Linked DNA regions of Homo sapiens: all the other regions are linked to region 1. A link is a loop called in an ENCODE intact Hi-C map of the cell type or tissue named here. Cell type or tissue: dorsolateral prefrontal cortex. All regions are shown on one strand. Region 1 has its middle 15 kb from the start of NME8. Region 2 overlaps ELMO1 (engulfment and cell motility 1). Region 3 has its middle 84 kb from the start of ANLN.

The links. Peaks named below come from ENCODE experiments on the same cell type or tissue, not always from the same donor. Only the 100,000 strongest peaks of a DNase experiment are listed, where the experiment ranks them.
Region 2: it touches region 1 in a loop (5-fold over the local background); 55 of 110 quality-filtered maps call a loop at or near these places.
Region 3: it touches region 1 in a loop (5-fold over the local background); 4 of 110 quality-filtered maps call a loop at or near these places.

Annotation. Positions count from the first base shown.
Region 1 is chr7:37,832,299-37,834,798 of GRCh38, forward strand. No RefSeq gene overlaps it. Among named protein-coding and RNA genes, the nearest start is that of NME8, 15 kb to the right of the region's middle. RefSeq lists an enhancer at 191-290. In dorsolateral prefrontal cortex, CTCF peaks have their summits at 116, 315, 1,448 (motif pointing left) and 1,657; DNase peaks (open chromatin) are centred at 63 and 1,363; H3K4me3 peaks cover 649 bases; H3K27ac peaks cover 1,448 bases.
Region 2 is chr7:37,233,515-37,236,014 of GRCh38, forward strand. The region is part of intron 7 of ELMO1 (engulfment and cell motility 1); the gene reads right to left. Among named protein-coding and RNA genes, the nearest start is that of ELMO1, 210 kb to the right of the region's middle. In dorsolateral prefrontal cortex, CTCF peaks have their summits at 1,529 (motif pointing right) and 1,736; no DNase peak of the experiment used is centred here; H3K27ac peaks cover 2,500 bases.
Region 3 is chr7:36,472,428-36,474,927 of GRCh38, forward strand. No RefSeq gene overlaps it. Among named protein-coding and RNA genes, the nearest start is that of ANLN, 84 kb to the left of the region's middle. In dorsolateral prefrontal cortex, a CTCF peak has its summit at 1,130 (motif pointing right); DNase peaks (open chromatin) are centred at 1,144 and 1,520.

The DNA of each region.
Region 1 (2,500 bases):
CCCAGATGCGGGTGCCTCCCTTCCTTGGCAGAATGCCTGGTGGACTTGGCAGCTGCCTTCTCAGCCCTTATCACAGCTGAGGCTTCCTGGGGAGTCACGCTTCTCCTCTTCCACCCACTGTGGGCGTGGGGTGCCACCCCACGGCTTCTCCTGGTAGCTCTGATGCTGCCACTGCAGTGACCCTGGCACCATCTGGTCCCTGGATGTACTTGCTGACACTGCCATCATCATCACCTGCACCTCTGCCCCAAGACAAGGTTGAGGATATTTTTCCCAGACCAGTTTCCCCAGTTGGGGATGTTTGTCCTAGGCCTAGATGCCATTCTAGAATCAGGAACTTAATCAAATCATAGATCTTCACTTGAAGAAAGCATAATGTCGATGGCCATGAACCAGCAATTTTTCTTCCTTTCTCTCATCTCCCTACTCCTTTTTAGGGCTATTCTGCCCAGCCTCATTTCCCCGTTCTGGATGGCAGATCCATCTTCTAGAAATAACTTTCAAGATGGAACTATAATCCAGGTCTTTGGTTGTAATCGAGGTCTTCTGGGAGTTCCGTTTTGGGATCCAGACTTATATCAAATCCTACATTTGCTTCTGGGGAAAGTTAAAATTTTGATATACAAGAGAATTAAAAAAATACTGTGCCATCAGAGATTAAAATGCTAATGGAAAGTAATTCAGGAGAGAAGAAAAATTGATTATGCTAATAAAAATAATATCAATTTGGTTGAAAATGCAAAATACAGTTTAGGTCCTCAGGGGCCATGGTAGAGAGTGTGGTAGGATTAATGAGAGAAGGAGTGGGGTAGTCCCTGCTTTGTGCGGGGTCTAGTCTTGAGGGGTTATTCTTGCTGTTCATGGTTGATGTGTGACGACACCTCCATACTTGTGTTGGAATCCTAGGGATTTCTGGGCATCGGCTCCCACTTCTAAAGACAGGGACTCTCCTGTGTCGGAGCTTTTGGGGTTCTGCTGAGAAAGGGGGAGGCTGAGTAGCACGAACTATCATGATTGATTAGTAACGTCTGCTACAAAAGTGGGAGGGTGGGGGACGGCTCATATGGCAAATATTTATCACCTTACCCCATAACATGCTTTCTGGCTGTATTGTCAGGCTGCTAGGAAATGCTTTCCACTCGGAACTGAGACCTAAAACTGGAAACTAGGCTGCAGGACCACCTGGGTACGTGTGAATTACAGAGGTTCATGCATTTCCAAATGGGGGTGTCATTTTAGAACTGGGGCGTAAGATGATGAGCAACAGAAAAGACAACGCCGAGCCCCCGGGTATGAGCTCAGAACTCTTTACATGTTTGATGCTCCAAATGGTCTAGGGCAGGGGGGCTTCAGAGCCTTGGCAGCAGAACGTGGTCGCGTAGATGTTTATCTGATTTTCTGTTGCGCTGCTGCTCAACCGCCACTACGGAAGTGCACACTGCCACCTTATGGACGTCTTGAGAAGTTACACTTACACGTTATTAATTATATTAAATAAAATTCAAATGTAATAAATAATGTCAGGGGTAGTTTTTATAAACATTTGCAATGAAAATTCATATGAGGACTTCAGACAGAATATATTCAAATGAAGAGTTGATTTCGATTTCACTGATGAAATTAAATAACAGGATTAAGATGAAATTCTCAGCTATTTTAGCATTTTAGTGTTTTTCTGCTACTGAGTTGTGGGAATTCCTTATATGTTTCGGCTTGTCATAAATATGGTTGACAAATATTTTATCTGATTTTATACGTTTTTTCACTCTATTGATTATTTCCTTGGTTGTACAGAAACTTTTTAATTTTATGTAGTCCCACTTGTCTATTTTTTACTTTTGTTGACTGTGCTTTTGGTGTTGTATTCAAGAAATCACTGCCAAGATCATTATCATGAAGCTTTCTCCCTATGATTTCTTCTAGAAGTTTTATAGTTGGGGTATTACATTTATTTATTTATTTAAAGACAAGATATTGTTCTGTCACTCAGCTGCAGTGCAGTGGCACAATCAAAGCTCACTGCAGCCCCAACCTCCTGGGCTCAAGTGATCCTCCCATCTCAGCCTCCCAAGTAACTGCAGGTAACTACAAGTGTGCACTACCACACCAGGCTATTTTTTGTGGAGACAGGGTTTCTCTGTGTTTCCTGGGCTGATTTCGAACTCTTGAACTCAAGTGATCCTTCCACCTTGCCCTCCTAAAGTGCTGGGATTACAGGTGTGAGCCTCCAACCCTGGCCAGGTCTTACATGTAAGTCATTAATCTATTTTGAGTTGAATGTTGTGTGTGGTGTAATATACACATGTGAATATCCAGTTTTCCTAACATTTGTTGAAGAAACTACTGTGTATTCTTAGCATCTTTGTCAAAGATCAATTAATCATATGTGTGTGTGTTTATTTCTGCACTCTCCATTCTATTCCATTGATTTATGTGTTTATCTTTAAGCCAATACAATACAGTTTTAATTGCAGTAGCTTTGTAATATATTTTGAAATCA
Region 2 (2,500 bases), 600 kb before region 1:
TGAAAAACTAGATGGTGATATCTATCTAGCCACAGAGCTACTTACTTAATAAAGTATGTAGCATATAGACACTCAGTAAATGGTGGCTTAAAGAAAAGCTTCTTGGCTAATGAAATTTGGAGCTGCTTAGGCAGGGCAATGTGCTTCCTTTATTACCCATACACATCCAAAGAGAAAATTAAAAATACTTCTATTAAGAGAATTAGTACTTTTTTTAAGTGGTCTATACATCCCTCTGTGTGGACACACAGATACAAACATGTATGCAAGTAAACATACTCATTTTGATTTTGGCCAGCATTTCGTCTTTAGTTAGTAACTTTTCTGGCATATCGATGGAGATAATCACTCCACATAATGGGTTTGCTGACCAAAAGACTTGCTGAGATTCAGTAGGCTATAAGGTGGGTCTAATATGTGGTTTGAAAATCCAAACAGAGATTAGGCTTGGGCAAATGCAGTTCCACCTAGGACCCTTATTAGACAATATCCTGGTGTCTACAGCTTTCAAAACAACACTTTAGCAGAGACTTAGATACACAGAATCTTTCATAGATATTCACCTTTATTGTAAATTATCATCATTATAAGTATTAACACCTTTATGATAAATACTCTTTCTTTGAGTACATTGAATTATGCCAGTCAGGATCTGTACACTGTATTATGTAACAGCACTGATTCCTAGGTTCAATTTTTAAAAAAATAAAGTTGGTTATATAGATTTTTCATTTGTAGGCTCATGCATACCATTATTGATATCCTACAAAGTCTCCTAACATATTTAGATTGAACCTTCCAACTAGTTTTATTTCCAACTAGTAGAATAGAAAACAGGTAACATTTCTTTTAAAACAGCTTCTCAATTTCCCTTCTTCCTACTGTTCTACTCAGCCCAGCCTCAAAAATGACCTTTGAAATTCTGCATCACCACAGAAGATGTAATGCTAAATGGAACCTATAGAAGGGGAAGTGGTTCTCAGGGAAAGACAATGATCCAAAGCTGCCGGAGACCAGGGGCAACAGAGGGGATGCAACCAGCTAAACGAAAACGGCTAAGTAGGTAGTTTGTGGAGTCAGACAGCAGGGGTTCTCCCTTCAGCCCTAAGTGGGCAAGTTATGCACCATCCTATGCTTCTCTTTCCTCATTTATTAAAAATGGGGATGATGATGATGATGATGATGGTAGTGGTAGTCACAACTAGCTCAGAGATTTTTGGAGAAATGAAAACAAGCAAACATGCTTAAAGCCCTCCAAATGCTGTGCAGTGAATTGTAAGTAGCGTGTGAGTGTTACTACATTCTCACTATGCAAAAGTGAGATTTTTAAAACGTGAATGAAGGACAAGATTTTCAAATGTTTCACCTTGTGTTAAGGATTCTCTGTTCTTAGAACTAGAAAATGAAAACAAAAACAGCAATGCAAGGAAAGCCAAACCATTCAGACCAGATAGAAAAGCAGCTAATATCTCTGGCTTTTCAGAGCTGCAAAGGGCAACCTCGATCTTACAGGTGCCCCCTAGGTGGCATCAAAGGATCATGCCTCAAAAAGAAATTCCAAACCAGACAACACAAACTTATTTGAAGAAAAGAACAGAACATTAGAAAGACAGGTGGAATAATGGGTTGAAGAGAGTATTGAGTAAGGTTAAAGAAAAATTCCAGAATGACTCTTTCTACAGACAATGGATCACAAGAAAATCCAAATATCAGATTGCAAAATAAAAAAAAGAAGAAGAAAAGAAAGTAAAAAGACTGCCTCAGGAAAATAAGAGCCAGGAAATAAAAGCAATTAGTAAGATTTATTAATAGACTGGGTAGGCATTAGTATTACTGTGAAAACATCATTACATAATAACATACAGCATGAGCAGTAAGCAAAATTAGCTCATTTATTTTATTTACTTAAAAAGAGGAAAAACAAGAACCAAATGATAACTAATAGTGGATATTTGGTCATACCCAGCATATTAAAAGACCTCAAATGTCAAAAAAATTCCCATATACACGCCATGGGAGGACAGCATTCACAGCATCTGTACAAGGCAAAAAACCTGCCTCAGTAACATCAACAGCAGCACAGGCAATGGAACAGGCAGTGGCAGAGAAACACACACACTACTGAATCAAACTATTAGCCTAGTGCCGTGGTTCATGCCTGCAATCCCAGCACTCTGGGAGGCTGAGGCAGGCGCATCACCTGAGGTCAGGAGTTCGAGAGCAGCCTGGCCAACGTGGTGAAACCCCGTCTCTCCTAAAAATACAAAAATTAGCCAGTCATGGTGGCGGGCGCCTGTAGTTCCAGCTACTCTACTCAGAAGGCTGAACCCAGGAGGTGGAGGCTGCAGTGAGCCAAGATCGTGCCATTGCACTCCAGCCTGGGCGACAGAGTGACTCTGTCTCGAAGAAAGATAAAACAAATAAACCAATAAACAACAAAAAATACTCTTCTCTGCATTCCCATTAGCTAGACAGCACTCAGATAAGATCAGGAAACCAG
Region 3 (2,500 bases), 1.4 Mb before region 1:
TAAGGTAAGAAAATAAATGTAGAAATCCGAGCCAACTGGCACAATATTTCCTCCTATTTCAGTGATATCTTGGTGCTTATTATGGGTTGGCCACCAGACAGGCTTGTCCCTTGATCTAGTTATGCCCTCAGCCTCTGCACTGGCCACCTTTCCTTCCTGGTACCCAGTATCCTGATAGTCTGTCTCCTGCACCCCATGACACAGCTCTCAGTGTCTTCATTCACACTCAGGTACAAGTGTCTGATAATAGCATAAAGAATTCTATCATGCTCAGGGTCAGGTTCCAGCCCCAGCTGAGGGCTGAGGGGAGTGGGTGGATGTAGGGCAGGGAGCTGGAAGAACACTTGAGAGACAGCAGGTAGATGGGAGATGGCTTTATTCAGCAGCTCCTTCACAGAGTCAGTGTTACATTTATGCACCACACAAACAATAGTGCCTGAGAGCCAGGTGATGAGCTTCTCTATGTTATGTCTACATGCTTATGATTATATAAACATGGGACTGTGTGCCTGCACCACAAACCTGCTGGATCATCCAAGCTGTTTACCTGGGCCTATGCCTGCTGCCCTGTGCCTGCTTGGCTGCAGCACAGCCATGTTCCTTACACTACACCCCCTAGGCCGAGGGGATCCTCTTGGTGGGGACCCCTGCATATACAGCAGCACCCTGGACCCACAGGCCACAGCAACAATACAGAGAGCAAAAACCTACCACTAATATTCCTGCTATGCTACCTATGATTATGAGAGCCCAACATAGGCCAGAGCCCAGAGATGCCCACCATCTCTGAAGGGGGTCGTCAGTAAGGTGCTCAATCACCTTAATCTCCTGTGACACCCTTTGTAAAGCTGCTGTTATGTTCCGGTGGTTGTCAGGTATAAATGTACAACGTTGTGTCCCTACAAGGGCACAGGTGCCACCTTGGGTAGCTGTGACTGTGTCTAAAGCCATCTGGTTTTGTAGCACCACCTTCCTGATCTGATCAACTTCATCAGTTAACAAAAGGAGAGCAACTCAGGTGTCATTCAGAGCACGAGCTGTGTGCTCTGCAAAGGCTGTAACCTGCTTTTCTACAGTAATGACTTTTACTCCAGGGATAGTTATTGCTAAGGGATAGAACCACCAGGGGGCCCCCTGCCCTCGCAAAAAGCGGGAATGCAGTGCCTCCTAATAATGCCAGCAACTAGGCAATGGGGGAAACACAGTGGCAGGCACATTGGGCCACCCCAGGTACAACATCTGGTCCAACTGGATGGCAGACATGGCCATCCTGTGTCCCCACAGACCCATAAACTCCCAGGGGGCACGAAGTCCATGGGGGGGGCCCAGCCTTGGTAAGGCTGCTTGTTCCACCACACCCTTGGTGTGGTGACATGTGTTGTGTTTGCACAAACCTCAGTAGGCAGCCATCCCACAGTGACTTTTCCCCGGTGCTGCTCTATGCATTGTGGCACCTGCGATGGGGGCACCACGTGATCTCCTATTAGCCAGCCCCATCCATCATGGACACTATGAGTCAGCCAGGGGGCAGGCTTGCCATGGTTTTGCAACACCCCTGTCCAAAGCCCGCTGTGTTGCATCCCACCCATTGTCCATGGGATCCCAAGTCTCTAGTGATGTTCAGTTCTGCACAGAAGCTGGATGCACGTGACAAGGCAAGCTGTCCGCAGCTGCTGCTGGGAGGGCAGTGCAGATGCAACAGTTGGAGACATTGGTCACCTCAGTGTAGGCGTGGGCCCAATCCACAATGCTGTTGGAGCATGCCAAACTACAGCTGGAACAACAAAGCAGGCACAGGTACTAACAGGGACAAATCACGTCCCTCAGGCAAAATACAGGCCAACTTTTCATCTCTGGATAACAATGTAGCCGTCAAGGGCTTCTGCCCTGGGCTATGATACCACACCTTCTCAGCTCCCCATGGTTCTTTTGGGTCCTGTACCCGTGCCAAAATCAAAGGGGAGCTCATAATAGGCCACACAGACAGTACATATGTCCCCCAGAGAAGGGTCCCTTCCCTGGCTGGTTTCTCGGGAAACATCTTAGACCACACAAAGGAAAGCTCTAGCGTGCATGTGCCAGATAACATTATGAATCACCTTCTTTGACCACTTCCTGACTCCTTAATCTGCCTTGCTGCTAACCTTCCAAAATCCTGTTTTTGATGCCTTTTCTTCCGTTTTCATCTTGGCCCCTCTGGGTTGAGTGCTTGACTCTATTTGGCTTCTGTCGGCAGTAATTCTGACTCTTCTCTCTGGCCAAGCTCCCTCAGGTGAGGACCCTTCCTGCTTTCACTTGACCTCCTAGTTTGGCTTTTTCAGGCCTGGGAGTGGGGTCTGGGCAGTATGTGAAGCCAAGCCAGGATATGCATAGAGAGCCCATGCTAGGGTAATGCATTAAGAATCTGTTTAAAAGACCATTGGCTTATCTCCTGGACAGCTAAACCCACAGTGATATATACTGTTAGAGCCTTCCAACATCCATCTCCCCACCCCTTTGT